2 separate regions of the Homo sapiens genome follow, and region 1 is linked to region 2. Evidence: read pairs that join two places in POLR2A ChIA-PET (ENCODE). Cell type or tissue: CD4-positive, alpha-beta T cell. All regions are shown on one strand. Each heading gives the region's core, and the rest is flanking DNA. Links, peaks and the distances in the headings are about the cores only. Region 1 overlaps MAL (mal, T cell differentiation protein (MAL blood group)). Region 2 holds the start of MRPS5 (mitochondrial ribosomal protein S5).

Region 1 (16,179 bases), core at 8,078-16,077, 67 kb after region 2:
TATTCAAGCAGTCATTGTCGAACCCAACGTTGTGAGCTCACACTGTAAACAAGTATTCTTTTTGTTGCCTACGTAGTGCCGCTTTTTTCACATTTGGTGCTTTTGTGTTCAATGGCCTCAAGCACAGTGCTGAAGTGCTGTCGAACGCTTGAGTGTGCTTCCATGTGCCTTGCAGAGAAAATACATGTGTTAGACCAGCTTTGTTCAGGCATGAGTTATAGCGCTGTTGGCTATTATTTCCATGTTAATGAATCAATGACATATGTTAAATAAGGGTGTCTCTAAACAGAAATTCACATAAAACAAGGTTACATATTTCTCAGCTGATAAAAATATCGTGACCATAGGCTCATAAGAACCTAATCCTATATTTATCGTATGAGCAGCAGTTCAGTATTCTCTAATTCAGTGTTTGTGTTGAATTTATAGAACATAACTACTGTGGTTAACAAGAATTGCGTCTGTCTATCTATCTATCATCGTCTAATAGAAAATATGTAAAAGATTTGAATGCACACTTCACAAAAGAAGCTATACAAATAGCCAATAATCACATGAAAAATTGTCCAACATCATTAATTGTTGGGGAAACGCATATTAAAACCTCAAAGGGCTACCATTATGTACCCATAAGAATGGCTAAAATTTTAAAAGATTGATAATAGAAGATGTGGAGAAACTGGAACTCTCATACATTTTTGATGGGAATGGAAAATGGTACAACCATTTCAGAAACCATTTTGATGGTTTCCTAAAAAACCTAAGATTCACTGACAATTTGACTTGGCCACTCCAGCTAGATACGCCCACACAAAGACTTTTATGTGAATGTTCCTAGCAGCTTTAGTCATAATAACTAAAACTGAACCAAGCCAAATGTCCATTGGCAGATGGATGAATAAATAAAGACATATTCATACAATGGGTTACTGGGGAAAAACAGCAATAAGAAGAAATGAACTGCTGAAGCACTCAACAACATGAATGAATGTCAGGCACATCATGCTGAACAAAAGAATGCAGGCACCGTGTACACTGTGTATGAGTATACCGTGTAAGATTTTATTTATACAAAATGCTAGAAATGACAAATCTAATCCATAGTGAAGAAAGTAGATTAGTGGTTGCGTGGGACTGAGGGGTGAGGGTGGTGGGGATTGACTGGGAAAGGGCACAGGAACTGTCTTATGTGACGGAAATGTTCTTTCTTTTGATTGTCGTGGTTGTTACATGCATGCATGTATGTGCCACACTTATCAAAATGTATGTGGAAAATAGTTGTCTTTTATTAAATGCAAATTGTGCCTCAATAAGGTTGTTTTAATTAACTTATTTATGATTAGTTTTGAGACAGAGTCTCGCTCTGTCGCCCAGGCTGGAGTGCAGTGATGTGATCTTGGCTCACTGCAACCTCCTGGGCTCAAGCGATTCTCCTGCCTCCGTCTCCCGAGTAGTTGGGACTACAGGCATGTGCAGCACCATGCCAGGCAAATTTTTGTATTTTTAGTAGAGATGAGGTTTCACCATGTTGGCCAGGCTGGTCTCAAACTCCTGGCCTCAGGTGACCCACGCGCCTTGGCCTCCCAAAGTGCTGGGATTATAGGCGTGAGCCACTGTGCCCAGCCCCAATAAGGTTGTTTTTCAAATATAAGCTATTAAACAAAGATTTCCAGAAATCCCAGGAATGCCTTTAATATAAAACAGAGAGCTCAAAAGAAACAAAAAGTGAGTATAAAGGAGAAGAAAACATCCATACGATTATTCATACCCTAGGAGGGGAAAAAAGAAAAGATAACAGATCCATGAAGCAAAGAAGGATGACTTTGAAAAGGAAAATCAGAGCACAGAAGAAAGCTCTTAGAAATAAGTTTTTAAAAATTAACAATAAAAATTAAAAACTCAGTAGAATAGGATGACAAATTTGAGGAACTTCCCAGAAAGTAGAGCAAAATGACAGAGATAGAAGACAGTAAAATAGCTGGGCACGGTGGCTCACGCCTGTAATCCCAGCACTTTGGGAGGCCGAGGCGGGTGGATCACGAGGTCAAGAGTTCAAGACCAGCCTGACCAACATGATGAAACCCCGTCTCTACTAAAAATACAAAAATTAGCTGGGCGTGGTGATGTGTGCCTGTAATCTCAGCTACTCAGAAGGCTGAGGCAGGAGAATCACTTGAATCAGGGAGGCAGAGGTTGCAGTGAGCCAAGATCGCGCTACTGCACTGCAGCCTGGGCGACAGACAGAGACTCCGTCTCAGAAAAAAAAAAAAAAAGAAGAAGAAGACAGTAAAATAAAGAAGCTTAGCGAGCCAGTTCAGAAAATTGGATACACAAATAATAGAAAGCCCTAAACAGGACAGAAAAATAGCAGAGGAAATCATGGAAGAAATAGTAACTCTGGAAGCTTGAATGCAATAGAACTATGCCTCTCACATTTTGAACGAAAATTATTTAACCCCAGTTTTATTCTCAGCTTAACTATTAATCAAGGGTGAAGGTAGAATAAAACATTGTCCAACAGTAGCAGTCTAAAACTCAGCCATCTCAACTCCCATTAAACAGTTTCCTAGGAGGTCACCAGAGCATGTGTCCCCGCATGAGTGAGCCTAAAGGGGCAAGAGCTAGCTGTGCACACAGCAGGAAAGGGGAGAGGGGTACAGGGGCAAGGAGGGGCATCCAGGAAGATGACGCAGGGACCGCGGGCCCCAGGCATTGAGGGCACCTAGTGAGAGTGGGAAGGCTCTGGGAGAGACCCCCCAGGAGGAGGAAGAATACCTGATGTGTCTGATGATCTTGAGGGAGACTTAAAAAATTGTCACGGCCCAGGAGTTTGGACCAGCCTGGGCAACATAGCGAGATCTTGTCTCTACAAAGAAAAAAATCAGCCAAGCTTGTGGGTGCACATCTGTAGTCCCAGCTACTCAGGAGGCTGAGGTGGGAGGACGGCTTGACCCTGGGACACTGAGGCTGCAGTGAGCTGTGATCGTGCCACTGCACTCCAGCTTGGACAACAGAGCGAGACTGTCTCAAAAAAAAAAAAAAAATTGTCACCAGATTTGAGTTGAATTAATAAGTAAATAGAAGAAAATAAGCCCCTTCTCTTGAAAAACAAAAACAAAAAAACAAAAAACCCCCAAAAAACCCCACAAAACCCCAAACCGCAGGCAATTATTAGCATCATGGGAAACAAAAGAAAGAAGTAGTTCTGGTGCACTGAATGGCTTGTCTCTGAATAGCATGACATAGCTTAATACAGCACTACAAACGATGAATTCTGACCTGCACAAGATTACCACGCAGCCACACAGGAGGGTGGAGGGAGAGGAACTGAATGCAGGAGGTGGGGATGGAGAAGGACAAGAGCTCAATTCTCATCATCCAAAGTGAGGAAGTGAGGAGTCTGTAAATCTACTTTTTTTTTTCCTTTTTGTGGAGAACTGGGCCTGGCTATGTTGCCCAGGCAAGTCTCCTGTGCTTAAACAATTCTCCTGTCTCTGCCTACCTAAGCGCTGGGATTACAGGTGTGAACCACCACGCCCAGCAAGAAAACCTAAATCTAAAAACCCAGGAAGCTTCAACACAGACTTGTTATTTACACACAGAGCAAATGCCAACACGATTAGCATGAGAGGTGGAAGCAGCTGCCTCTCTGCCTCTAGGGGAAGAGGAGAGTGCAGGAGGGCAGGAGTGCAGGGAGTATTGGGAGCTTTTATGAACTATTTGAGCCTTCAAACCACGTTCACATCTATGCTTGGTAGAAATAAAAATGTAAGGATTACTAACACAAATGAAGAGAGCACATTGGAGGCAGAGGAATGGGCAGAGCTGTGGGCTGACTCTTTCAAGGAGTCGGGCTGGGCAGGGGACAAGAGGAGCGGGATTGGTGGTTTTCTTGGGTCTGGTGTGATTTGGGTGTTGTGAGATTTTCGCATTTTCATTTTTGCTTATGTATTCATCTGGTTTTGGGTGTGTTGGTGGTGCTGTTGTCTTGAAGGATGCTGAGATTGGACTGGATGCCGTGGGGGCGACCCCGAAGGGAGCAGAACAGCCACTGAAGATGGGGGAGACAGCTGTGTTGGAAGGAGGCCCGAGTCTGGCAGTGGGGGTGGATGTGACTGGGAGGATGGAGGTGGGTTTGTAGAGAGGGAGGGATGGGCAGGAAGAAGGGGTCCAGGAAGGGTCCCTTCCTCTAATAGGGAAGCTTCTTTTTTTTTTTTAACTAAAAAATTTCTATTTTTAGAAGTAGGAGGTGAAGTTACTCCTTGTGCCAAAGGAGTGACCAATAGGGGCTTGAGGATTGAGTGAGTTCCACAGGATGCTTCAGTCGCTGACTGAGGCCCTGCTTGGGTAGGAGGCAAGGGTGCACCGATTCTGTGAAGACACAGACTGTTCTCAGCACCCCGGGTAGGAGGGCAGGAAGGGAGAGGGCTGTGTCTCCGTGGCTGGGGAGGAAGGAAGGCTCCCTGGCACCCACTGTCTGGGCAGGTGGCTGGACCACGGCTTTGCACCTCACAAGGGTCTGTGTGTGGATGTGGAGGCCCCACGGAGCCAAGGCCGCACACCAGAACCACAGCTGTCAGTGTGCTGGTGCCCAAGGAAGGGGCGCTTTCATCCATGCCTGTCCCTTGCACCTCTCTCTGTCCCCAACCACTCGCTGCAGACCTCAGATGGCCTCTGCAGCCTGTTCTCTCTCACAGTTGTCTGGGAATTAACTCGACTGGAGCTTGCTTGAGTCTGCTGGGGCTTGCTTACAGCTCCTCAAACACTGGGTGGAGGGGCTGCTCCTCTGGGTTTGTCCTCTCACCCCTGCGGGAAGCACATGCTCAGCAAGACAGGCTTCAGAGCAGGAAGGAGTGAACAGACCTGAACAGCCAGCCTCTTCCCAAACCTGGACCCTATGTCAGGACCAGGCCACTGTTGGGGCCAGGGGACCTGCCTGTCTGGACTGGGAAATGCTTGCATTCTATTCCCCTGAAACAATACAGAAAGCAAAACAGGATCAGGCAACTGTCTTCTTTACTAAAGTCTCATCTGAGTCCTGTTAGGTCAAAAGATAGCACCATTCCTGTTTGGGGTGTAAAGTAAACACTTTTTTTTCTTTTTTGTTTGGAGACAGGATCTTGCTCTGTTGCCCAGGCTGGAGTGCAGTGGCCCAATCATAGCTCACTGCAGTCTCAACCTTCTGGCCTCAGGAGATCCTCCCACCTCAGCCTCCTGAATAGCTGGAAACACAGATGCACACCACCATGCTCAGATAATTAATTTTTTTTTTGTAGAAGCAGGGTCTCCCTGTGTTGCCCAGGCTGGTCTCAAACTCCTAACCTCAAGCGAAGCTCCCACCAAAGTACTGGGATTACAGGCAAGAGCCACTGCACCCCACCAGTAAGTTTTACTGTAAAACATTAGTTTTTTCTTTCCAAATCCCCAAATACTCCCCATTCTGGTGCCCCATGCACCAGAGGTTCCCTGGCCAAAGTGCAGGCATCGTTGGGAACAATAGCCCTTTTAAGCCTCAGAGGGAAGCCGGGACAGCGGAGAGCGTGCATCCAGCGCAGTCTGCGTACAGGGCTAGGGTGGGAAGAGTGCTCAAGGGAAGACAGACTCACAGGGAGACAGGGAACACTGAGGATGCAGAAGTCTACGTGATGCCTCTGCCTGGCTTCATCTGTGTGTGGCATTAGCCAGGCACGATTCAGCCTCAGAGAACCTGCTTCCTCATCTGCATGGTGGAAATGATCGTAGCATCTCCCTAGGAGGATTGTCTTGAGGTGACAGTGGAGAACACGTGCGGAGCTCTTAGTTCCACTTATATGGAGAATGCACACCGGCCGCTGTGGGGCCTCATGTTTGATACAGGAGGTAACGACATTCAGCAGATGGAGCGAGTGGGATGGGGCACGAGACTGACCATGTGGCCAGCTTTCTCTGTCCCTCCTTAACCTCTTTCTACCCACCTTCCTGCCAAGTGAGGCCAGAAACCCTGCCCCTTCCATTCCAGCAGGGACAGTGCCAGTGTCCGAGAGTGTACTCTGTGGGGACAGCCACCAGAGAACTGGGTATCTTTAGCCTTCGCCTGTCAGCACCAGAGCCAGAAAACTGCCCACCTCAGAAAGTAGGGTGAAGGGCAGGGCAGGCCCTATCCCAGCATCTGGCCACCCAGGCTGGCTTGGCTGGGCACACCATCTCGGTGCACATTCCTGTCATTGTTTGTCCAAGATGGGGCACGGGCCTAGATTGGAGGCCCCAGCCCCGATTGTAGAAGTGAGTAGTCCATGAAAATATGCTGTCCTTCCACCTGCACTTCCCCTGCGGGCCACCGTCTCCTGGCTTGGTGGCAGGGATGAACCATGGGTGGGGCCCTCAGGGTCAATTCTCTTCCTCTTCCCTCGGCCAACAGCTGTCCTGGGGGGCTGCGTGGGGCCTCTCAGTCCTCCTAGCCTGTTGAGGGTGGCTATGGGTGAGCATCAGCTGAGACCCAGCCATGGTGTCTGGGAGGCAGTGGAGTATCGGGAGTGGGGTCTGGAGGGTGGGGGCTTGCAGGCTTAAGGACAGCAGGTGGGGTGTGGGGAGCCAGGATGCCCAGAAGCAGGAGTGGGACAGGTGTAGCGCCCTGGAGGAGGGAGTATGTGAGCTGGGCAGGGTTTAAGCCAGTGGATTACATCCTCATCACCACCATCGTGCCACCTAACACCCATGGTACAACACACCTGGACTGTGCTGGGTGATGGGTGCATGATGTGAGGGGCAGCCGTGCCCCTCATTCCAGCCACCGGTGGAGGTCTGTCCTGCATGATCCACAGGTGTCACCAGCTCTCACCCTAGAAAGTGGAGGCCACGGGGCCAGACTCCCAGTGGGCAATAGACCTGGAAGTTGCCTTCAGTGAGCCTCCCCAGCCCCTTTTTGCCCCCTTGCCCTGTCTTTATCGTGGGTTACTCCTTGCTCTCACCAGCCCCCGTCTCTCCCTCTGCCTCAGTGTGGGAAGCAGTGAGGTACCATAGGAGAGGTGGGCAGCAGGGGCTCACAGGGGAGGGAGCCTGGGAGGCGGGGCCGAGGCCACCCTGGCGCTGACTTGTCTGGTGCCCTGGGCCAGACTCCCACCCTCCTGGGACCTGGGCTCTTCATCTGTAAATTCCTGGGCTTCTCCCGGTGCTGCTGTGCCGGTGGCTGAGGCTTCTCTGGCTTGGCTGCTCATGCCCTGGGCGAGGGAGAGAAGAGGCCCGCCCAGTGACTGTGACCCTCTCAGGCCCTCTGGGAGCTCCTCCCTCAGTGTCAGGGGCTGTGGCAGGAATGGCCTCTCCCCAAAGCACTGGAGCTTGGTTTCCTAAGTGGGACTGTTTTAAACTATGTCATGGCTGATTAAACGTTCAGTTCTATGGGAAAAAGCAAAAGTACCAGCCCAAGTTCATGACAGAATGCCAACAACATGGTTAATGAATAAGCATAATGTGAATAGCCATCGTCTGCCCAGGCTGGAAAGTTCAGGATCATTCTAGACCTTCTTTTTCTTCATTCCCACAATGATAACAGCGGCCGGTACTTCCTGAGATGTCCTTGGTCCCAGGGACTTATCTGAACCGAGTCCTCAAATCCTCCCAGCTGCCTGTGAGGCAGAATTAATATTCCCATTCTGCAGACAGGAAGCTGAGGCTGAGAGGGACCACACACTTGGGCTGGCTCAGGGATCCATGCCCTCGGCCACTCCCTTTGGCTGCTCTCAGCTCACCAAGATCTGGCCACATCTCTCCTATCTCCCTGGTCCAGCCTGCCCGCTCACACCCACAGCATCTCTCGGCTGGATGGCTGCCACTGCCCAAGAGATACCCCCACAGGGCTTGCCCCTTGGGTGAAAGCCAAGCTCAGCTCTGCCTCCAGGACCAGCCCAGGCCCTCGTAACCTCCTAAGACACCCCCTCACCCCCCAGCCTTCGACACACACCTGGCCCAGATCACCCTTGCTCTGCCCAGGGAAGCCCTTTCCGACTTCTTTGTATGGCAAAGTCTCCCTCATCTCAGACATCCCTCCGCAGCAGGTTGGGCTCCTGGCTAGGTTTTCCTGACACTCCTCAAGTGCCATTTGGAGTTTTCAGTATTGGTAAAGTCAGCATTGTGAGTATGAAGGACATCTTAGCATGTGCCCCCTGCTCCCAGAGAGACAAGGACCCTGTCACAGTGAGACATGAAGCATGACGGTTAGCCTCAGGGGCCCGGGAGCCACTCTGCTGGAATCAGGATCCATGCCTACTTGCTGTGTGACCTTGGGTAAGTCACTTAACCTCTCTGTGCCTCAGAGTCCTCATCTAAATTGTATCTACCACATAAGGTCGTCACAGGATTAAGTGAAGAAGTAAAGCACTTCAAGCAGCACCTGGCACCCAGCGGCGCTGGGAAGTCATCTCACGCCGTATGTCATGGGTGCCTGCCTCCAGCTGAAGGAAGTCCTGGCAGCCGAGCACCCCGTGTGAATCCAACCTCTCTGGTACCCTCTAGAGAGCCTGGCAGTGTGATGATCTCGTTACCTGTGAAGGAAGAGAGCAGCCACAGCTAGGAACCCCCGTGTCTGCTCCAGCGCCCCAGCTCTTAGAAGCTGCTGTCGCCGGGTATGATGCAGACAGAACAAAGGCCACTGAATAACGCGGAGTAGGAAAAATCACTTCAAATCTGTTTTTTCAAATCGCGTTATTTTAAATGCCCTGGGCGGATGCCCACGTGTGCAGGGACACTCAGCCTGTCCAGAGGCGCTTTGTCTCTTTGAAAGGCCTCTTTGTAACCCCACACCGGCCCCAGTTGATACCCAGAACAACAGGCCCTTGTGTGGGCCCCGAAGGCAGGCTCGCTCCAGCCCACGGCTGGCAGCGCAAACCCTTTGCTGTCTCTTTAAGGTCAGCGTAAGGCAGCCTTCAATCCTCCATTTGGGCTGCTTTGCAAAAATAGTCCTACAACCTGCGGGAGTGGGGGTACGAGATGCTTTTTAGAATTCGGCTCTCAAATGTTGAAGAAGCCCGGCTCATATAAGCTGTGTCTTCTCCAGAAGGGAAGATCGATGGGGCTCTATCATGTGCAGAATGGGGGGCAGGAGCTTAGCTCCCTGGGACACCTCCCAGGCCACCCTGCCCTGCACAAGGAAGGCCACCAGGAGGATACTCCCAGGATCGCCCCCTGAAGCAAGGGGGCCACAGCCTGGGAAGTCACAGGCCATAGCCTCCAAAATGTCCTGGCTGGATTTGGCTTATAGTTACCTTTTGCTGATTGCTCTCTGGTGATGTGCCCCCTCCCCACACACGTGTCCATAATGAATCATAAGCCCCATGGAGCTGCTCGAGGGCCATGGAAAGCAAGAAGGAATGCAGTGACCAAATCACTGTCCAGTGAAATCTACACCAGAGCGCTCCCAGACACTGTACCAAACCCTGGCTGCACCCCCATCAGAAACTCCCTTTCACCTGGCATCTGTCCACCACAAGGTCTCATCTCACTGTCATTTCCTGAGAGGCCAGAGGACAGACATGCATGAGCACAGGTCAGCTGGAGCGGCCCTGGGGCGCTGGGCCTGCTCACTTATGCGGCCGTGTTTATTGAGCACTGGCCCCGTGTCCCTCCTGGCGCCTGACCGGGCACTGCACGTTCCTGGGTCCATGGACAGCACACAAGCCACAGGGACAATCAGGGGAGGGGGAAGCCCTTAGCAGTGACCCACGAGGCCCAGTTGGTCCAAACCCCTCTGTTCTCTTCTCTGCTGGGCCCACAACTTGGTGGGGACAAAAGTGGGGTGACTGACTATGGTCTGGCCTATTCTGCAAGCTTTGGCTCTGAGTCACAGCATACACAATGGCCTCTTCCTAATCCTTTCTCAGGCTTGTGGATAGATTTAGCTCCTTATTCTGTGAGCTTAAAAATACCCAGTTCCTCACCTTTGCAAAGTATCAGCTGGACTTTGGCTTTGGCTCTATGGGGGCTGCAAAGTGGACCCAGCAGCTACCTGAGCTGGCGTGGCTGTGGCTGCAGCTCTGAGCAGCCAGCTCTTCTCCAGGAGACGCTGAGTGCAGGGCCTGGCCGTGGCCGTGGGCTGCTATAGGCCCTGCTGGTGGACTGGGGCTATCCTAAGTGCCTGGCTTCATCACTCTCTGAAGGCTCCTGCCTACCAGCATCCTGTCAACCACTAAATCTCACTGCCACTTCCTGGGAGACGGGAGGACGGCCCGCGTGAGGACAGGTCTGGGTGCCTTGAGGTCATATCAAGCCCAGGGCTTCAGGGCCAGAGGGAGGCGGCCCTCAGTCCAACTGCACTTCTCACCACCTGCACCAGCCTCAGTTTTCTCACCTGTAGGATGACGTGGCCACTGGGAGAGTGACAGAAAGCTATATATGGAAAGTGCTTACACAGTGCCTGGCACAAGGCAAGAGCCCCCAAAATGGCAGGGAAGATGGTTACACAAGAGTGAATTTGGGTCTTCTGGGCAGTTGCGTTTGATCTAAGTGAGGGCCACAAGCAGGCAGTCTGTGAGTGCCTTGGGTGGCACCAGGCTCTGCCTTAGAGGAGGTCCCCTCCTGTGTAAGACAGAGGCAGAGAGGTGAGGGGTGCCAGCAAGAAGCAGCTTTGGGGGCTAGAAACCATCCCCTCAATGGTCCCAGCACACAGAAGGTGCTCAGCCGGTGCCCCTCTCTGCAGCCTGCTTCACCCAGCAGGCTTCTCTAATGTCCCCATTCCCAACCCTTCCTACCCAGGCATCGTGGGCTCCCAGGGGAGCAGCACCCATGGCTGGCAGGGCTGCCGCCAGCACTCATGTGTACCTGCAAGCACAAAACAGCCAGATAGGGACAGAGCTGGGAACAGAGATGCAGGAGCAAAGAAACCCGACAGGGGCTGGGGTGTGAGGGTGGGGGGTGAGGAGGAAGAGCAAGACCGGAAGGGGGCATTTTTTGAGGCTGGAAATGAAACCTTGCCCATCCAATTTACATCCAATGTGAATAGGATGCAAGTCAAATGTGAAATGAAACTGCAAATTTAAAATATGCCCAGGGCTAGAAGGAATAAGAAAGTGGCGTCAGAGAACCATCTGCAAAGCCTTTGGCTAAATTAAAAATAGAGAAAGAGTATATGAAAGATTTTTTTAAAAAGAGAATGATTAAAATGTCAAAACATTGAGAAGCCCTTGGGAAACTAAGCCTTCCATTTCTCCTCCTCCTTCTCCCCCTCCTTCTTCTTCTTCTTTTTGATGAGGGTAAAAAGTGAGCTTCATTAACATGTTGATGGCTTCCTGTGGACAGTTTTGTTGAAAAATGAGACTTCTCTCAATCAACACTGGATGGAAATTTTGTTAAACATGTAACAAACTTCCTATTACTTCTCATTAGGTAAAGCCCCAGTCAAACCTTTTGCTCATGATATACTATGAAATGTTGGCTGTTTGACGTGTACTTACTAAGAGTGGCTGGTTTCTGGTACCAGTTATCCTGGATTAACAAAGGACCTCCTGAATAGACCAATTTAGTTGTAGACTCTCCAAGTTGAAGAGCAGTAAAATGTCAACTAAACTCACCACTTGAGGCTTGAATTTTATTTTTATTTTATTTTATCATTTTATTTTAGAGACAGGGTCTTGCTCTGCTGCCCAGGCTGGAGTGCAGTAACACCATCACAGCTCACTGCAACCTCAAACTCCTGGGCTCAAGTGATGCTCCCACCTCAACCTCCTGAGTAGCTGGGACCACAGGTACATGACACCGTTACAGCCTGAAGCTTGAATCTTTGTCCCCATGGCTGCCAGCAAGAGGTTGCAGATGCTCTACCACACACCTCCATGGCAGGAAGCTCACGGGTCTTCAAGCACCTCTTCCAGCGTCCCATCTCTGGAATGGCACTAACTTCTCGGAGCCATGGGATAAGGGAGCGTTTCATAACAGAGCTGGGCTTTCCAGATTCCTAACTCAGTGCCTCCTTCCTAATCATCCCATCTCCTTTCAACCCAGACATCTCAGACTTGAAACATGGCATTCACCCCTTGTCACCGTACTTCCTTTCACTCTGTAATTTCCTCTCCTTTCTCTCCTATGGAGTGGCCCGAGGAAATTCTAAAATAATGTATTATCCACACAATGGGAACAAAGCAGACTGCCCAGGAACACGCTGATGAGCTTCACAATGAGTGAATGAAAACTTGTGCACCGTGTTTTCTTTTGGTGGAAGGAGGTTCTAGTGGGGCACAGACTGTTGTGTCTTGTAGGAAGGAGAAGCTGCCCCTGGCTGGCACTTGGCCAGTTTCCAGAGAGAGGGGAAGCCATCTGGGCAGGTAGCTGGGAGGGTGGGCTCCCCAGCACCGGGCTCTGAGAGTGCAGTGGCCTGGCACACACAGTGTCCGTCGTCTGAACTGCCACCTGATGCTGTCTCTTGAGATTCAGGTTAAGTCAAAGGATTCCTCAGAAAGAAAGCTGAATTGATGGTATTCTTGATGCTGAGGAATTCAACCCAAACCCAAAAAACACCCAACAAATGTATTGAACATTAAGACATTTTATAAAGTATTTCACAGGGTTATCGTCTTCCACCATGGACCTCTGGAAAGATCTGTTGGGTGAGTTTTAGTCCCCATGACATGCAGAACATCCATGAAGACTTAAAACATGGCACAAGATGGGGCGCTCGGGAGAGCTTGTGGACAATACCAACAGGTAGTTCTCGAGAGCTGCTCCAGGGGTCAGCAGAGGATCTTTCTTTCCTTCTCAGGTCACGGTCGCCACTTCCCACCCCCGAACAAGAAGGTCCCCTTTCACAAACAGGAGGTGACCCTAGCAGACAGCACAGCAGTTGGAGGTTAGACACAGCAAGCTCCCAACCCGGACGCGAAGGCACACGGGAGAGTAAACACAGCACCCACGAGCAACAGGGCAGGGCTTTTTTTTTTGGGCAGTGGGGGGGTGGTTGTTTTCTTTTTTCCACCATCAAGGGCATTTCTGTTTTCTAAAAAGTTATGCCGGAAAGTGGGGCGGCCAGTTAACACCATCTGGGTTTTCAGCTCAAGTTCTACTGCGGCTTTATGAAGACTTCCATCTGATTAAAGAGAACACCGCATGGACCACGTAGAGCAGAGTGGCTATGTAGGAGAACACCTGGAACCAAGAGAAATGGCCGTTAATGGGTTTGTGTAGGGAGGGCGAGGCACAGCGTCTGCACTGCATCCAGCCCCACGTGGCGTAGGGGGGGCCAGACCCAGAGAGCTTGGGCTGTCATTGCTTCTCACCCTCACATGGACGCCCTCCCTGCTGAGCCCAGGTGTGCACCAAATCCTCTCAGTACAGAGCTCCATGTGACCTAACAGTCTCCTGGATCTGGTGTGGAAGGTAAGACTCTCCACTATCACCCAGCATCACATTCGTCTCAGCTTGAGGTTTCGGCTGACTTGAGATGGAGTCCTCAAAGACCCCTCCAATGAAAGCATCTCAGGCAGGTAACTCTCCAGGGACAACTTCCTCCCCCAACACCAGTGAGACCAGCGCCCTCCAGCTGTGGTCCTGGTAGCTCGGTTGAGAGATTGTAAATACCTGGGTTTGCTGGCCCTGGTGAAAGTCTCCATGCTGCCTGGACATTCTCACCCTATCATTATTTTGTTTTAGGATTCTTAATATCACAGGTGTGGCTGAGAGAGCCAGACTTCATAGGAAGTGAGGGACAGAGAAGGGGAGAAGGGATTTTGAGCTTTTGTCTAAAGGAGGGGCCTTACTGTTGGGACCATCCAGTCAGCCACTGTGGCCCTTGGAGCGATGGCCCTGCTTTCTGGGGACTTGCTGTGTCCTCCTGGGCACTGTCTGCTCCCATCACCCTACTCCCTGAAGGCCTGCCTGCTGCCAAGTCCAATCTCTGCACCTGGTTTTGTGACCTTGGTTAGGGGTCAAGAGTTTCCAGCTCAGGCACGACGTCCATTTAGGGCGGCTACGCCTCTGTGACTCCTGAAAATGCTCATCAATCCCAGCCCTCAGGGTGCCTGCTCTCCTGCCCCTACACCTGGCCAAGCCCTTTCCCTCATTGCCTGGAGGCGGTGAGTAAGCTGAATTATTGAATAACACATTTAAGAGAACGTATCTGGGCAGGAGCAGTCAGACACCAGTGGGCAGCCCTCCATAAAAGGTGGGCATTCCAGACCAATGAAAGCCTTTGGCAGAAGCACCTTGGAAGTCCCCAGCAGGAAGAGCAGTGGAGACTCATTTTCCAAGTGGGGTCAAGAAATGGCCCACTGGGAACACGTAGAGCTGGGCACGAATGGGCAAATTTTGGCTTCAGAAAGCCCTCTCCCTAAACTGTAGCCATCACTGCCCACCATTGTATAATCTAGAAACCTCCAGATTTCTCCAGAAATTTCCATCTCGCCCCAGGCGACTTCCACCCATCCCTGGGGTCCCTTTGGCAAAGCAGCTCCGCCACCCACAAAGGAGAGAGGGAGGAGCTCAGCTTGGAACAGACCCTAATTAGTAGCCACACAGTGGATGTGAGGCAGGCTGGCTGCTTCCAAAACCAGGCTGTGTGAGAGAGGGTGTGAGGTGCCTCCCTGTACCCAAGTATCCCCTGGACTGGGCATGCTGTGGTTGGGCGGGTCTGGGATTGAATCCTGAGTAACGAACTTCTTTCTCTCTCACAGACGGATGCAGTTGATACCGTGAGTTGAAAGGTGTGACTTTACATCGAACGCCGTGCAGATTTCCCCTTGGTGGTTTTATCTGGGCACATCTGCCAGCTGAGAACACTCTGGTTCTCAATTCTAACGCTCCTGTCTGCGTGAACATATTCGTGTCTATCCAACTCAACTAAAAAAAAATGGGAACATGGTCAGTCATGGGATGGATAAATAGATGTTGGTCTATTCCTACAAGGGAATACTATACAGTAATGAGAACAAACAACCCACATCTACACCCAGCCACTTGGGTGAGTCTCACAAACACAAGGGTGAGAGAAAGAAGCCACACATGAGTACCCACTGTATAATTCCACTTATATGAAGTTCAAAGGCAGGCAAAACTGAACATGGTGCTAGAAATCAGAATTGGGTGGTGGTGGGGGTGCACAGTGATGGGGACAGGACTTGAGGGGATTTCTGGGAGTTGTTTATCAGGCCCTAATTCTTAGTCCAGATGCCAACTACACTGGGGAGTTTGCTCTATGAGAATTCATCAGACTGTGCGCTGGTAACTGGCCCTAATTCTTAGTCCAGACACCATCCACACAGGGAGTTCGCTGTATGAAATCCATCAAGCTGTGGGCTTGTAACTGCACACCTCTCTGGCTGTGTGCTGCCTTTGATAAAAGGTAAAAGAGGAAAGTCAGAAGGCAGTAGAGCCTAGTGGTTCTCAACTAGAGACCTGCCCAGCGGGAAGGGGTGTTCATTCCCCTAGCTGGGTTTTTCCATCAAGTGCTGACCCACTAACCACATCCCATCTACATTTCGCAACCTTTGTTCACAACAATTTTATGGAAATTATTGTCAGACACTTTGTTGATGTTTGTTAAAAGAGAAGGCTTGGCTGGGATGGGGGAGGTATGAGGCAGTCTTGGGAGAGGGAGATGAGATGGAATTGTGTGAAGAAGATGGAGGGTGGCTCACCAGCCTCCCCAGGAAGGAAGATCAGTCAAGATGCCCCCTGGCTGTGCTGCTGCTTGGAAACCAGCCATGTTGGGAGATGGGCCAACACGGGAGATGTTTCCACACCGCGGGACCCCTGGGGGGATGCCAGGATCCTGAGGGGGCCCTTTTTAGGGGAGCGATTGTAGGCTGGGAGCTTGAGGGCAGTGTGTGGTTTCCCCAGGGCAGGGGACTGTGCAAGGGGACCAGCAAGTGAGGCTTTGAGGGATTTTCCCCTGGGGCCCTCCTTCTGGGAGTGGGAAGAGGCACTTCACCAACCCCATTTCTAAAGCCTATCTGTGGGTCTTCTCTCAGCCTCTGCCCTACACTTTCCAAAAAGAGGGGATGACACAGCTTTGGCTACTAGAGCTGGTATCTCAGGATCTGTCACCACATTCTACCTTGGGATTTGCATAATTCATAGGTTAAGTTCTAGAGATCTGAAGAGTGCTCTTTCTGAAACTTCTTACTTTTTAACAATACCCATGGTCAGAAGCATGTTTTATATCGTAGACTGGTGCAAGGGCACACATGCACAGCTCTGAAAAACATGTGATGAAACAATATATTC
Region 2 (16,179 bases), core at 5,049-13,048:
AGGACCCTGTAATAATTGCATTAACTACAAAAATTGTACAGCATGTGTGTTTGAGCAATATGAAATGTGGGCACCCTGAAAAAAGAACAGGATAACAGCAATTGTTCAGGGAATAAGAGAGATAACCTTAAACTCTGACTGCCGGTGAGCCGGGCAGAACAGAGCTATATTTCCCTTCTTTCAAAAGCAAATGGGAGAAATATCACTGAATTCTTTTTCTCAGCATGGAACGTCCCTGAGAAAGAGAATGCACACCTAGGGGTAGGTCTCTGAACCGGCCCCCCCGGGGCATACCTGTCTCTTATGGTCGAGATTGCAGAGGTCAAATAAACTCCAGTCTCCCATAGCACTCCCAGGCTTATTAGGAAGAGGAAATTCCCACCTAATAAATTTTGTTCAGACCCGTTGATCTCAAAACCCTGTCTCCTGATAAGATGTTATCAATGACAATGGTGCCCGAAACTTCATTAGCAATTTTAATTTCACCTCGGTCCTGTGGTCCTGTGGTCCTGTGATCTCGCCCTGCCTCCACTTGCCTTGTGATATTCTATTACCTTGTTAAGTACTTGGTGTCTGTCACCCACACCTATTCGCACACTCCCTCCCCTTTTGAAAATCCCTAATAAAAACTTGCTGGTTTTTGTGGCTTGTGGGGCATCACGGCTCCTACCAATGTGTGATGTCTCCCCTGGACACCCAGCTTAAAAATTTCTCTTTTGTACTCTGCCCTTTTATTTCTCAAGCCAGTCGACGCTTAGGAAAATAGAAAAGAACCTACGTGATTATCGGGGCAGGTCCCCCGATATCCTCCTCCAAAACCACATATTCTTGATTATAAATAAATAAATAAGAGACCCCTGGAGGCCTCTTAGGTGTCTCTTTCTGGCTGACCTAGCTGGCTGTGCTTAATTAAGTGGTGTTACCAGACTCCTACTTGCTGACCAACAAAATCACTGTTCTTAAGAGTTCCCTTAGGTTTGAACTTCCCCAAACTCTGTTTTAAATAAAGTCAGTTCCTTGAGGGGTAGCTTTGGAGCTCTCTGGTCTTGTGGACTCTCTCTCCTACTGGGCAACATCTCTGAGCCACTACTCCCAGGCAATGGGTGGGGGTGGTAGCCTCAGATCTTCTTGGCTTGATTCTCCTGGTGTGGAATCCCTGTCCAATGAATGAACTGAGATGAGGGCAACGGGAGCCCCTATCTCCTCATCCTGGTGCACCAGTGATCCAGGCTTATCCTGTAAGTGGGGGCAGTTTGGAGGAAGGAAGCCTCTGATCTCTCAGCCACACATAGTAGGAATTTAGCCTCTTCAACTAGGAGTTGGAGGAGATGAAGAATCTTGTGGTCTGCCTTTCCCAGCGAGACACCACATCCCTTGATTGGGAGCTGAGGTGAGCCCTGTCTTCTTCATCACACCTGTCGAGAATGGAGCCTTCATCAAGCTGAGCTGGGAAGGAGGGTGCTGAGGGTTGGAGTGGACTGTAGCTCAAGTGCCATGGACTCTTTTGTTCTTATTGAGTTTTAGTAGCTCTTCCTGAATAAATGTTTCTTCATTTGCTGCACGTCCTTAGGACAATTTCCAGAGATTAAAAAGCTTCTTAATAGTTTTCACCAATTATGCTTATTTCACTGAGGAGTGGGTCTGCATAACTCCTCACCATGCCACCCTGGAAGTGAAACTCCTCCCTAAGCAAAACTTTCAGAGTCAGTGTTTTGGCTAAAGAGGCTAAAAATGTCACCAACAGTTTTCTTCGTAGACTGACGGAAGTGTAGGCCCAGAGTGGCCTATACCAGAGGAAACTGAAATACCAGAATTTCCTTGGTATACTACAGAAGAAGCGATCCAAAGGCTTGGGGAGATTAGAATGATAGAGTGGATTTATCTTATGAGAACTGCTCACCCACCTTGAGAGGGTCGGAGGATCCTTCTTTCACTACAGTTGTGAGAAATAAGTTGTGAGATGAGCTTCAGTGTCCTTGATGCTGTCTGTGATGGCTCTCTTTTTCCACCTTTCCTTCTCCTCCTCCTCCTCCTCTTCCTCCTCCTTCTCTTTCTCCCTCTTCTTCTCCTCCTTCTTCTTCCTTCTCCTACTCCTCCCTCCTCCTTCTTTCTCCTTCTTCCTCCTCCTCCTCTTCCTCCTTCTTACTTCTTCTTCCTTATTCCTCCTCCTCCTTTTTCTTTCTTCTTCTCCCTCCTCCTCCTTTTTCTTTCTTCTTCTCCCTCCTCCTCCTCCTCATCCTCTTCCTTCTTCTTTCTTCTTTTTCTTGAGACGGAGTCTCACTCTGTCGCCCAGGCTGGAGTGCAGTGGTTCGATCTTGGCTCACTGCAACCTCCGCCTCCTGGGTTCAAGCAATTCTCCTGCCTCAGCTCTCAAGTAGCTGGGATTACAGGGACACACCACCATGCCCAGCTGTTTTTTTTTTTTTTTTTTGAGACGAAGCCTTGCTCGTGTCGCCCAGGCTGGAGTGCAACGGTGGGATCTCAGCTCACTGCAACCTTCACCTCCCAGGTTCAAGTGATTCTCCTGCCTCAGCCTCCTGAGTAGCTGGGATTACAGGCACCTGCCACCATGCCTGGCTTTTTATATTTTTAGTAGAGATGAGGTTTCACTGTGTTGGCCAGGCTGGTCTTGAACTGCTGACCTCAGGCAATCCGCCCATCTCGGCCTCCCCAAGTGCTGGGATTACAGGCGTGAGCCATCACGCCCAGCCCTAATTTTTTATTTTAAAAACTTTTTGTAGAGGTGGGGTCTCACTGTGTTGTCCAGGGCTGGTCTTGAACTCCCAGACTCAAGTGATCCTTCCACTTCAGCTTCCCAAAGTGTTGGGATTACAGGTGTGAGCCACTGCATGTGGCCATGGCTCTTTAGGTCAAAAATATAGAGGGAACAGCTACCATCAAACTAAAACACTAGGCCGGGTGCGGTGTCTCACGCCTGTGATCCCAGCACTTTGGGAGGCCGAGGCAGGTGGCTTACCTGAGTTCAGGAGTTCAAGGCCAGCCTGGCCAACAGGCTAAAATCCTGTCTCTACTAAAAATATAAAAATTAGCCGGGCGTGGTGGCAGGCACCTGTAATCCCAGCTACTTGTGAGGCTAAGGCAGGAGAACCACTAAGGCGGAGGCTGCAGTGAGCTGCGATCATGCCACTGCACTACAGCCTGGGCAATAAGAGCAAATCTCTGTCTCAAAAAACAACACAAAACACAAAAAACAAAAAAACAAAAACAAAAACAAAAAAACAAAAACAAAAACAAAACAACCAAAAAACACTAAACACAATGAAGATAGTGAGGTGACAGGCACTATGTGGTGGCACTTAATCACTGAACAGAAGTTGGGTATGGTTACCATATAGACAGTAGAACAAACACAATCATCAGAATGGCCAGGCTCACTAGGACCTTTGGTGTTGACCTTTGGTGTTTCTGGAAATAAAAGAGATGGAGAACCTACTGAAGTCTTACTGGATTTGTATAGGCAGAAAAGATCTAGGCCTAGTGAACAGAAGTCTGACTTGAATCACCAAAAGAGGGAGTCATGTCTCCTCAATCAATTCCCAGACTTGAGTGAATTCACAGATCCAGAGTCCCTCGAGTGAAGGGCAGGCTGGGTCCCCTCTCAGGAAAGGCATTGGTACACTACCAAAAACGTACAGCTAATCTTCCTTTCAGCCTTCCCCAAAGGTACTTGTAGCCATTTACCAGGGTGACTATGCATCAAGGACAGAGAAATATCCAGATGTTTTAAGGATTACTCAACACTGCCTCTGAGCTGACACCAATTCCTGGAGACCCGAAATGTCACAGTGACCTGTCAGAGCAGAGGCATAAAGAGATCAGGTGATTGGTGGAGTTTTAGGTCAGGTCTGTCTCACGGTGGGCGCAATAGGTCCCAGAACCCATCCCGTGGTTATTCCTGTAGCTATGGGAGGCCAAGGCAGGAGGATTGCTTGAGGCCAGGAGTGTGAGGCTGCATTGAGTTATGATAGTGCCAGTACACTCAGCCTGGGCGATACAGCAAGATCCTGTTTCCAAGAAAAAAGAAAAGAAAAAAAAAGAAAATGGGCTCACATGTAGAATATACAAAGAATTCTCAAAACACAGCAGTGAAAGAAACCAAACAATCCAACTAGAAAATGAGCAAAAGACATTTTACTCAAGAGGGTATACAGATGGCAATTCTAGAAGCACATGAAAAGAAATTCAACATCATTAGCTATTAGGGAAATGTAAATTAAAACCATGATGATATGTCACCATACCTATGAGAGCAGCTAAAAAAAATGGGGATAACACTGAATGTTAGTGAGGATACAGAGAAACTAGATCTTTCACATATTGCTGGCAGGAATATAAAATGGAATGGCCACTTTGGAAAGTAGTTTGGCAGTTTCTTTCTTTTTTTCTTCCTTTCTTTCTTTCTTTCTTTTTTTTTTTTTTTTTTTTTTTTGAGATGGAGTTTCACTCTTGTTGCCCAGGCTGGAGTGCAATGGCTCAATCTCGGCTCACTGAAACCTCTACCTCCTGGGTTCAGGTGATTCTCCTGCCTCAGCCTCCTGAGTAGCTGGGATTACAAGTGTGCGCCACTACACCTGGCTAATTTTTGTATTTTTAGTAGAGATGGGGTTTCACCATGTTAGCCAGGCTGGTTTCTAACTCCTGACCTCAGATGATCCACCCACCTTGGCCTCCCAAAGTGCTGGGATTACAGGCGTGAGCCACCATGCCCGGCTGGCAGTTTCTTTAAAAACTAAACATATACTTACCACACAATCTAATAATCTCACAGCTTGACATTTATCCCCCCAAATTAAAACTTATAGCCACACAAAATCATGTACATGATGGATATATTTCAAAATAATTGAAAGCAGAGATTTGAAGAGATTATCTGCACACTCATGTTCACAGCAGCATTATTCACAATAGCCAAAAGGTGAAAGCAACCCAAGTGTCCATTGACAGATGAATGGATAATAAAATATGATCTATTCATACAATGGAATATTATTCATAATATTAAAAGTAAGGACATTCTGGCACACGCTATACCTGGATGAACCTTGAGAACAACATGCTAAGTGAAATAAGCCAGTCACAAAAGGACAATACTATATAACTGCACTTACATGAAGGGAGAGGGGAATGGGGAGTTATTGTTTAATGGCTGCAGTTTCAGTTTTGAAAGATAAAAGACTTCTGTGGATAGATGGTGGTGATGGTAGCACAACAACGTGAATGTACTTAATGCCACTGAATTGTACACTTAAAAATGATTAAGATGGTCCAGGTGTGGTGGCTCACGCCTATAATCCCAGCACTTTGGGAGGCCAAGGTGGGTGAATCACAAGGTCAAGAGATCGAGACCATCCTGGCTAACATGGTGAAACCTGTCTCTACTAAAAATACAAAAATTAGCTGGGCATGGTGGTGGGCGCCTGTAGTCCCAGCTACTCAGGAGGCTGAGGCAGGAGAATCGCTTGAACCCAGGAGGCGGAGGTTGCAGTGAGCTGAGATCATGCCACTATACTCCAGCCTGGGCGACAGAGCGAGACGCGACGCGAGACTCCGTCTCAAAAAAAAAAAAAAAAAAGGATGGCAATTTTTATGTTATGTGTATTTTACCACAATTTTAAAATTTCTGGCTGGGCACAGTGGCTCATGCCTGTAATCCCAGCACTTTGGGAGTCTGAGGTGGGCGGATCGCTTGAGGTCAGGAGTTTGAGACCAGCCTGGGCAACATGGTGAAATGCTGTCTCTACAAAAATACAAAAATTAGCTGGGCATGGTGGCACAGGCCTCTACCTAGCTACTCAGGAGGGTGAGGCAGGAGAATCGCTTGAACCTGGGAGGGGGAGTTTGCAGTGAGCCGAGATCGCGCTATTGCACTCCAGCCTGGGCGACAGAGTGAGACTCTGTCTCAAAAAAATAAAAATAAAATAAAATTTCTAAATATCAAAAAATCACATACATGAATGTTGATGGCAGCTTTGTTTGAAATAGTTAATAACTGAAGACAGCCTGGGTGCAGTGGCTCACGCCTGTAATCCCAGCATTTTGGGAGGCTGAGGTGGGTGGATTGCTTAAAGGCCAGGAGTTTGAGACCAGCCTGGCCAACATGGTGGAACCCCGTCTCTACTAAAAATACAAAAAATTAGCTGAGTGTAATGGGACACGCCTGTAATCCCAGCTAATCAGGAGACTGAGGCACGAGAATCGCCTGAACCCAGGAGACGGAGGTTGCAGTGAGCTGAGACTATGCCACTGCACTCCAGCCTGGGTGACAGAGCGAGACTCTGTCTTAAGGAAAAAAAGAAAAGGAAAAGGAAAATAAAAATAAAAATAATAATATGAGACAAACTAAATGTCCTACAATGGGTGAATGGTTAAACAAATGTTAGTGCCATGGAATACTACTCAGCAATGTAAAGGAAGAAACTATTGGTACATGGAACTACTTGGATAGACGTCAAGGGTATTATGCTGAGTGAAAAAAAGCCAGTCATGAGATCATGTATTATCTGATTCCATTTATATAATGTTCTTAAAATGATAAAATTATAGAGATGAGAAACAGATTAGTGGTTGCCAAAGGTTAAAGATGGTGGAGGAGAGGATAAAAGAGGGGGTGGGTTTGACTCGAAGGGAGATGCACAGGTGATCTTGGAGATAGAACAGTTCTGTATCTCGATTGTGGTGCTGGATACAGAAATCTACATGTGACACAACTGCATAGAACTACACACACATACACAAATGAGTGTATGTAAAACTCATAAAATCTATGGATTGTACCGATGTCAGCTTCCTGGTTTTGATGTTGTACTATAGTTATGTAAGATGTACCATTTGGGGAAACTGAGTAAAGGATACATGGGACCTCTCTGTACTATTTTTGCAACTTCCTATCTGTATCTTTGAATCTGTAATTATTTCAAATTTAAAAGTTAGAAACAAACGACTAAGTAATCAAAACTTGCTTTGGGCCTTAACAGAGTCTGGAGGCTTGACCATTGACCAGCAACTTACCATGCAGTTTAAGCTGCTCATCATGAACTGGCTGTTGTATGATCACCAAGCCATAAAGTTGTGTGTGCACAGCAACACTCCATCATCGAATGGAAGTGGTACATATGAAACTGAACTGGAGCAGGACCTGAACATGCAAGCTACATGATCTTCTCTCTCTCAACCCCTACCCACAGCTTCATGAGGAATTACCTGTGACCAGTTGCCTGAAGAAGAAAACTCTTGGGCTTGGTTTACTCATGGTTCTGCATGATCTGTTGGTATCACCTGAAAGTGGACAGCTGCAGTACTGCAATCCCACTCTGGGATGCTTCTGAAGGACGGCGGTGAAGGGAAATCCTCCCAGTGGGAAGAAGATAAGAGTAATGTGCCTGGTTGTTCATTTTGCCTGGTTAGAAGTATAGATCTATACTTTTTCATGAGCAGTGGCTAATGACTTGGCTGGATGGTCAGTACTTGAGAGGAACATAATTAGGAAGTTGGTGACAAAGAGGTCTAGGAAACAGGTATGTGGATGGACTTCAGCCCAGAATGTGAAGATAATTATTTCCCACATGAGTGCTTATCAAAGGGCGACCTCCACAGAGGATTTTAATGAGGTGGATAGAATAACCCATTTAGTGGATGTCAGTCAGCCTCTTTACTTAGCCAAATGGACTCATGAATAAAGGGCTAGGGATGGAGGTTACACATGGGGTCAACGTGGACTTTCACTCGCCAGGGACAATCTGGCTACAGCTCCTGATATGGCAACACTCCTGGGGGCTCAGCCAGCTATCTGGTTGTAGGTTGGACCATGGAAGGGGCAGCAATTGTTCTCACTAGAATAGACACTTTGGATATGGATTTGCTGTTCCTGCCCACAATGCATCTGCCAAAACAACTATCCTTGGGTTTAATTATTTCACACACTGTTGCCTCTGACTTAGGAACTCACTCCACAGCAAATGAAGTGTGGCAGTAGGTCCTTGCTCATGGAATTAGCTGGTCTTACCATGTTCCCAATTATGCTGAAGCAGTTGGCTTTACACATAGGTGTAATCAATCTCTTTTCTCTTAATTTCGCCAACTCAATATATAAAAGGCCTGTTGAAAATGGTGTACATCAAAATAACCTGGAGTGAAATAAGTTGTCTATTTCAGCAAAGAAAATGGGAAAATAATAGATGAAACAACTGTGTTCCTCTTGATAATCGTTAAGTCTAGCTTGTCAGTATTTTTACTCTTCGGTATGTTTGAAAATTTTTATGCTAGACTCGAAAACCAGACTACCCTCTTACAAGACATTGTATCTGAGCAGGCTACCCTCTTACAAGACATTGTGCCCTTCTGTGTTGCAGGTGTGTGGGTCACTTGAGTAGGCGTAGATGGTATGGAGGCAATAAAAAAACCATGGCCCAGGGCTGAGATATGCATGTGTGACCAAACGTTAGAATCAGTATGAATCCACAAGTGTATGTGAAATGCAGGTCATTTAAGTGCTTAATCTAATGAAACTCAGAGCTTTACTGGAGTTGGGGATGAACACTTTCTCTACATTCCTCGCTTATTCATCCCTTGGATCCTCATTGCACTTGGCCCCCTTCCGTGCTTCTATGAACCTCGCAGGGGTCCGCAGTGCCAGCTCGGGTAAGTCCGAGGGTCCCCCGCCAGCGGACCCCTTCAGAGCTCCTGCACGAGCAGCCAAATCCACCCGGCCGGTCCTGCCCTCTCTCCGGCGCTGCAGGAGCCAGCTAGCCCCGCCCACGCCCGGCCGCCAGTCCAAGCCCCGCCCTCGGGTCCTAACGGGAGGCGCCCGCGGGGCTGTCCGCGGTCGCGCCGGGCTCCGCCTGCAGTGTGGCCCGTCCGGACAGTCCCTCACCCCGGCCTGCGCTGCTGCGTGGACTCGGGCCTCAGGAATTCCGCTGCGGCCCAAGGCTTGCCGTTTGACGAGGAGCAGTCGCGGTAGGCGGTGGGCAAGGCTGCCCTGGGCGGAGGCCGAGGCGCGGCTCGGACTCCAGCATGGCGACCGCGGTGCGCGCTGTGGGCTGCCTCCCCGTGCTGTGTAGCGGGACGGCAGGTGAGAGCTGGGACGCCGGGAGCAGGGGCTCTGAGCGGGCCGGGAGTGGGGGGCTCGCCTGGGGCCTGCAGAAGTCGGGGCGGAGGGAAGCGAGAAGCCGCGGCCCCCGGCTCTTCACGCCGTGCCCCCACCTTCCGCCGGAGCCGCTGTGTGACCTTGCGCGCGTCCTCTCCCTCTCTGGGTCGCGGAGCTCTTGTCTGTAAAATGAGGGGGAACTGGACGTCGTTCTTCAGGGTTCTTCCCAGTTCACGAAACCGCTTGAGCGTGCTTGGCGAAGAGGAGCGGAAACTGGCAAGCATCGCCTTTGGGGCGCGTGCGACCCCCGGGTTCATTTGATGTTGACGTGGGTTTGTCGTCCAGCATAACGTTTATCTCTAGGAGACGCTCCGTGATTGACTTTGCATTTTCTGTTTGCTCAATTTTACTGGAAGTCCACAATCCACCGTTTGTAGTTTCGAAATCTGAAGAGCCCTAGAGCCCGAATATGTGTATTTTAAAACTCATTTAGCTGCAATCTTTGACCTGAAGTCATTTGGCAGAAAATCTGACTTGAACATTGTTTTGTCCGTGTTGTCTCCGTCTCCTCCTTTGTTTTTTTGTTTTTGTTTTTGTTTTTTTGAGACAGTCTTACTCTGTCGCCCCGGCTGGAGTGCAATGGTGCGATCTCGGCTCACTGCAACCTCCGCCTCCCGGGTTCAAGCGATTCTCCTGCCTCAGCCTCCTGAGTAGCTGGGATTACAGGCGTCTGCCACCATGCCTGGCTAATTTTTGTATTTTTAGTAGAGACGGGGTTTCACCATGTTGGTCGTACTGGTCTCGAACTCCTGACCTCGTGATCCACCCGCCTCAGCCTCGAAGTGCTGGGAGTACAGGTGTGAGCCACCACGCCCGGCCGTCTCCTGCTTTTTCAAGGTCCTGTTCAAATGGCTCCTAGCTGTTGTAGCTTTCCTTCATTTTCCTCACCTTATCTTCGAAATGCCTTCATGAGGTATATACTGCTGTTCCCATTTTACAGATGAGGGAGTTAAGGCACACAGCTTCAGAAACTTGCTTAAGGTTAGGCTAGGTGGACAATAAGGTTTTTGCACCCATATCACCTGGCTCCGAAGCCTGTTTTTTGTTTTTGGTAACGGCTTCCTTGTTGAGACATAATTCACATACCATACAATTAATCCGTTTAAAGTGTACATTTCAGTGGTTTTTAGTATATCACCAGAGCAATGCAGCCAACATTATAATCACTGTAAAAAGAAAACCTGTACCTTTTAGCTGTCACTTCCCAGCTTCCCATTGGCCTCCAGCACAACCACTGATGTACTTTCCTTCTCTCTCTCTGTAGCTTGCCTGTTCTGGACATTACATATAAGTAGAATCATGTAATATGTAGTCTTTTGTGATTGGCTTCTTTCATTTAGCATAATGTTGTAAAGGTTCATCCTTGTAGCATGTACCAGCACTTCATCCTTTATGGCTGAATGATATTGTATGAATACCACATTTTGTTTTTCTGCTCATCAGTTGAACATTTGGGTTGTTTCCACCTTTTGGCTCTTAGGCCTATTTTGCTAGAAACATTTGTGTGCAATGTTTTTGTAAGTATATTTTTATTTCTGTTGGGTATATACTTAGGATTGTAATTGCTAGGTCATATGGAAACTGTGTTTACTGTTTCTTCTTTAACCCCCTTCTGTCGCCCTGGCTGGAGTGCATTGGCACGATCACGGCTCACTGCAGCCTCCATCTCCTGGGCTTAATCCATCCTCCCACCTCAGCCACCTGAGTGGTTGGGATTACAGGTGCATGCCACCATGCCCGGCTAGTTTTTCTTTATTTTTTGTAGAGTGGGTCTCACTATGTTGCCGAGGCTGGTCTCTAACTCCTGGGTGCAGGCAATCCTCCCGCCTTGGCCTCCCAAAGTGCTGGGATTATAGGTGTGAGCCATACATGTGACATGTATGTTTAGGTGTCAAGGAACTGCCAAACTGTTTTCCAAAGCTGCACCATTTTACATTCCCACCAGCAGTATATGAGGCTTCCAATTTCTCTACTTCCTTGCCAGCACTTAATGTCTGTCTTTTTTACTATAGCCATCTTAGTGGATGTGGGTTTTTTTTTTTTTTTCGAGACAGGGTCTTGTCCCATTGCCCAGGTAGAAGTGCAGTGGCACAGTTGCAGCTCACTGCAGCCTCAACCTTCTGGGCTCGGGTGACCCTCCCACTTCAGCCTCCTGTGTAGTTGGAACTACAGATGTGTTCCATCATGCCTGGCTAATTAAAGAAAAAAATTTGTAGAGACAGGGTCTCGCAATGTTGACCAGGCTGGTTTTGAACTCCTGGGCTCAAGCAGTCCTCCCGCCTTAGTCTCCCAAAGTGCTGAGATTACAGGCATGAGCCTCCTTACCTGGCCAGCCCAGTGGATGTGAAGTGGTATCAGTTTGTGGTTTTGATTTGCATTTCCCTCATGAATAAGAAGCATATTATCATGTGCTAATGGCCATTTGTATATGTTTTCTTTTGTTTTTGTTTTTGTTTTTGTGAAATAGCTATTCAAATATGTTGCCCACTTTTATATTGGGTTGTCTTTATTGTTGAATTGTAGGTGTTCTTTATGTTTTTTAGGTACAAGACCCTTATATCATATATATGATTTGCAAAATTGTTGTCCCATTCTGTGTGTCTTTTCACTTTCTTGATAGTATTTTTGAAGCCACAAGTTTTAAATTTTGATGAAGTCTCATTTGTCTATTTTTTTTCTTTTTGTTGCTGTGCTTTTGGTGTCTCATCTAAGAAGCCATTGCAAAATCCAAGGTCATGATGATTTATCCCTATGTTTTCTTCTAAGTTTCATCGTTTTAGCTCTTACCTATAAGTCTTTGGTGCATTTTGAATTAATTTTTATATATGGTGTGAGGTAGGGTGCCAACTTCATTCTTTTACATGTTGATATCCAGTTGTCCCAGCACCACTTGTTGAAAACATGATTCTTTCCTCATTGAATGGTCTCAACACCCTTGTCAAAAATCACTTGCCCATAAATGCTGTGTCAGAGCCTGTTCTGGAGTACCACACTGTGTGAGAGGGTACACAGTACAGTCAGCGTGGTGCTGCAGGGATTCCAGAGGGAAGGGGGAACATTGTAGGATCAGGGAGGCTTCACTAAGAGGTGATGTTTCAGACAAACAGAGAACCTTGCAGAGACACAGAAGTATGCGAGAGCACAGTAGGTTCAAGACTGACTACAAGTCTGGCATGGCCAGAGGGAAGATGGAGGAGAGAAAGGTGGGGCAGCAGGCTGGTGTGGAAGCTTGGGGCCATGTGGCAGGCCTGTAGGCCATGCTGAGGAGTTTTGACTTTGTTCTGAAGATAGTAGGGAGTCAGAGAATAATCTATCAGAGCTGTGAAGTGACCAGACCTGTTATTTTAGAAAAGCCATGAAGCAGAGGGGGAGAGATTGAAATTGGGAAACCTGCTAGGAAACTTGTTACTCTGTGGCTGAGTGGTGATGAGGCTTGAGCAAAGAAGGGGCATTGAGGCCACAGGAAAAGGTACAGCTGGCAGGTGCATTGATTTTTGAGGAGACTGAAGGGCTTGGTAACTGGTTGGATGTGAGGGTGAAGGGAGAAGATGAGGTATGGTGTCAGCTACTTGACAAGTTGTCCTGGAGCCCAGAAATTACTTACTCCCTCGTCTTGGTTCTTTATTCTATAGATATATTTTGTGGGTGTTACTGTTTAAAATGTTCCTTTAATGTAGAAATGTATCTTAAATTTTTTTTTTTCCAATTTGCAGGTCATTTATTGGGGAGGCAGTGTTCCCTAAACACCTTACCAGCAGCTTCCATTTTGGCATGGAAGAGTGTTCTCGGCAATGGTGAGATTCATTAATGCTACTACCTTTTCTCATAAGATCTAATGTCAAAGTAGTTTCTGTAGTTTTAAAAAATATAAGTAATCACCTGCTTTTTTCTTTTCTCTCTTTTCTTTTTTCATTTTTTAGCCTGGTTAGTCTTACTGCAATAATCACATTCTTTATGATGCGATTACATAGGTTCTGAAGAGTATTTTCAGATTTCTTATGATTGCAATTGTTATAGTTCAAGGCTTTATGAAATAGTAACTAAATAACAATTACGGGGTAGTTTCTGTGTATTAGGCTTAGAGCAGGGACAATGAAGAGTTAAATTTTCAATTTATCAATTGTTATGTTAATTGAAAATTTAACTCTTCATTGTCCCTGTCTTCTCCAACATAGTAAGAAGCACAATTTTGATGAATCTCTGGTCAGTGTTTTTATTATTAAGTTTGTGTGTATATTTACAGCTGAGTTAGGTAGAATTCTATCATTACATTTTCTTTTTCCTACAACAGTTTCCTTAGTACCTGTTACAGTATTTTTCTAAATGCTGCAATAGATTGGTCAGACAAATAGCAATAGTTTTCTAAAATCTCTCAAACACATCACTGATCAGCTGGTTTGATTTAATAGAGGAGATTTAAATTAGGAGGAAGAAGTTCATCATGGTGAAAACCATAAATGCTGAAACAAAACCCTCCTTGAGGTCAGACTGTGTTTCTTTTTTTTTTTTTTTCTTTTTGAGATGGAGTCTTGCTCTGTTGCCCAGGCTGGAGAGCAATAGCTTGATCTTGGCTCACTGCAGCCTCCGCCTCCTGGGTTCAAGCGATTCTCCTGCCTCAGCCTCTCGAGTAGCTGGGACTACAGGCATGTGCCACTACACCCAGCTAATTTTTGTATTTTTAGTAGAGACGGGGTTTCACTATGTTGGCTAGGCTGGTCTTGAACTCCTGACCTCAAGTGATCCGCCCTCATCGGCCTCCCAAAGTGCTCGGATTATAGGCATTACAGGCATGTGCCACCACACCCAGCTAATTTTTGTATTTTTAGTAGAGACGGGGTTTCACCACGTTGGCCAGGCTGGCCTCAAACTCCTGACCTCAAGTGAGCCACCCGCCTTGGCCTCCCAAAGGACTCTGCATGTCTTTGACTTGAGCCACACGAGGGTGCTTTTTGGGCTTGGCCCATTTTGGATTCCAGGGCAATTGTTAACTGAGATGGGGACTTCATGGTCTGAAATTAATAATAATTCAGAGAATAAGAACAAAACCAAAACTGGTAATTGATCATTGATAATCTGTAACTGAGTAATTTAGCATAAGCTGATGCCATCTCCTGTTATAAAAATTATAACACGTTTTAAACAAAGTTGGTTGTAACAGTGTATTTTAAGTGACTGTTTCTCAAATCTAAAGTCAATTTCTTTCTGCTTTTGACAGTTGGACCTTTTAAGGTACATTATTAGATAGGAGAAGTATTTCAGGCTTTCAAAAAAAGTTAATTCTAAATTTATTAGTAATGATTTTACACTTTTTAAAGTATATCAGAGATTGCAGTGCTAAACAGTACAAGATTAAATATCTTATTTAATATTAAGTTAATAATTAAATATTTAATATTTAGTATTAAGTTACTTATGTTAATATTAAATAAGATATTTTATTGAAAATTAAAGAGCTGGCCAGGCGCGATGGCTCATAGCTGTAATCCCAGCACTTTGGGAGGCCGAGGCGGGTGGATCACGAGGTCAGGAGTTCAAGACCAGCCTGGCCACCATGGTGAAACCCTGTCTCTACTAAAAATACAAAAATTAGCTGGGTGTGGTGGCGCATGCCTGTAATCCCAGCTACTTGGGAGGCTGAGGCAGGAGAATCGCTGAACCTGGGAGGTGGAGGTTGCAGTGAGCTGACATCGCGCCACTGCAATCCAGCTTGGGTGACAAGAGCAGAACTCCGTCTCAAAAAAAAAAAAAAAGAAAATTAAGGAGCATACAAGAAAAGCTAAAGCTAAAGTGTATGCTGCATGATGGAATTTAGAATGATGAAGTCCTGAGTTTAAAAATGAAAAGCCCGTATTTCCTGTCTACTTTTTTATTGACTAATTCATTAAGTGAGCTAAGAGGGAACTCAGTGTGTCATCTGTCTTCCTCTGTGCAGTTGAGTAACTCATCTCCCAGAGGCAACCGTTGTTTCCAGGTTCTTACATACTTCTGGGTTAGTCTATAAAATGCATTCACACCCACTCCTTGTTTTTTAACATGAAGAGTAGGATAGTGTACATGCTCTCCTGCACCTTGCTCTTCTGACCTGGCCAGTTGCAGGTCTTTCCACAGCAATACGTTGCTGGCTGTTTACAGCAGAGGGCGCCAATTGCCCAGAGTAGACTGCTGACCTAGGTTAGCGAATGCAGTGCTGAAACTGCGGTATGGACAAATCTGCTTCTTTCTTTACCCAGCTGCCCCCGTTGTGCGGATGAACTATAACTTTCCCAACTAGGCTGGGCATTTAGGTTGTTATTGATCAAAAGTTTTATTTTTAAAAGAAAGACTCCTAAAAATCTGATTCTTAAAAGTTCAGGATTTTAGTGACTTATTTTTGTTAGTAATGATTATTTGATGCTAGCAGTGTTTTTCCACAGCTGTGAAACATCTAACTCAAAGTTTAACCCATCTGCCTACAGGCCATTTGTCATCACTGGGAACCAGAGACACCCATCCCTACGCCAGCTTGAGCCGTGCACTGCAGACACAATGCTGTATTTCTTCTCCCAGTCACCTGATGAGCCAGCAGTATAGACCATATAGTTTCTTCACTAAATGTATGTAGAATGGCCACAAACTTCCTGTTTCTTGAAACAGGAAAAGGATTTCTTATATCTGAATTTTTCTTCTTTTTTACATGAATTAAGATTTTAGTGATTAGTTTACAATGTACTGTTAAAATGAAAATGTTCCTTGATGTACATCCTAGAATTATCTCACATGCTACCAGTTGTATTCTGGGGAGTACTAGTTTGCTTTAGTCCCCTTGTTTGGGGCACCTGAGGCCTGAAGGGTATTGAATCATGGCCCATATCTCTTGCTGACTTAGATTCACACCAAGAATATACTCATGTTTTCATTCGTGCCTTAGTTGAGGAGACAGGACATCTAATTGGAAAAAGTTAATTGTAAGGAGATATTGTTCACTAACACTAGTCTTATTTGTGATAGCATTTAAAAGAGTCTAATCTGAACTGAGA

What was found. ChIA-PET counts read pairs that join two places held together with the same protein. Peaks named below come from ENCODE experiments on the same cell type or tissue, not always from the same donor. Only the 100,000 strongest peaks of a DNase experiment are listed, where the experiment ranks them.
Region 1: POLR2A ChIA-PET joins it to region 2 with 11 read pairs; 6 of 35 experiments call an interaction of 5 or more read pairs at or near these places.

What each region holds. Positions count from the first base shown.
Region 1 is chr2:95,050,306-95,066,484 of GRCh38, reverse strand. It overlaps MAL (mal, T cell differentiation protein (MAL blood group)), which reads right to left. Exons shown (of 4, transcript NM_002371.4): 4 at 12,493-13,104. The coding sequence ends at 13,030. It overlaps LOC124907857 (a long non-coding RNA gene), which reads left to right. Exons shown (of 2, transcript XR_007087139.1): 2 at 1-1,310. Among named protein-coding and RNA genes, the nearest start is that of MAL-AS1, 31 kb to the right of the region's middle. RefSeq lists an enhancer at 3,409-3,598. In CD4-positive, alpha-beta T cell, for the core only: no CTCF peak of the experiment used is centred there; a DNase peak (open chromatin) is centred at 12,724; H3K27ac peaks cover 252 bases.
Region 2 is chr2:95,114,643-95,130,821 of GRCh38, reverse strand. It overlaps MRPS5 (mitochondrial ribosomal protein S5), which reads left to right and starts at 9,014. Exons shown (of 12, transcript NM_031902.5): 1 at 9,014-9,088; 2 at 12,877-12,957; 3 at 15,619-15,756. The coding sequence starts at 9,031. It also overlaps a transcript of ZNF514 not described here. RefSeq lists a silencer at 8,692-8,961. In CD4-positive, alpha-beta T cell, for the core only: no CTCF peak of the experiment used is centred there; a DNase peak (open chromatin) is centred at 8,801; H3K4me3 peaks cover 1,694 bases; H3K27ac peaks cover 876 bases.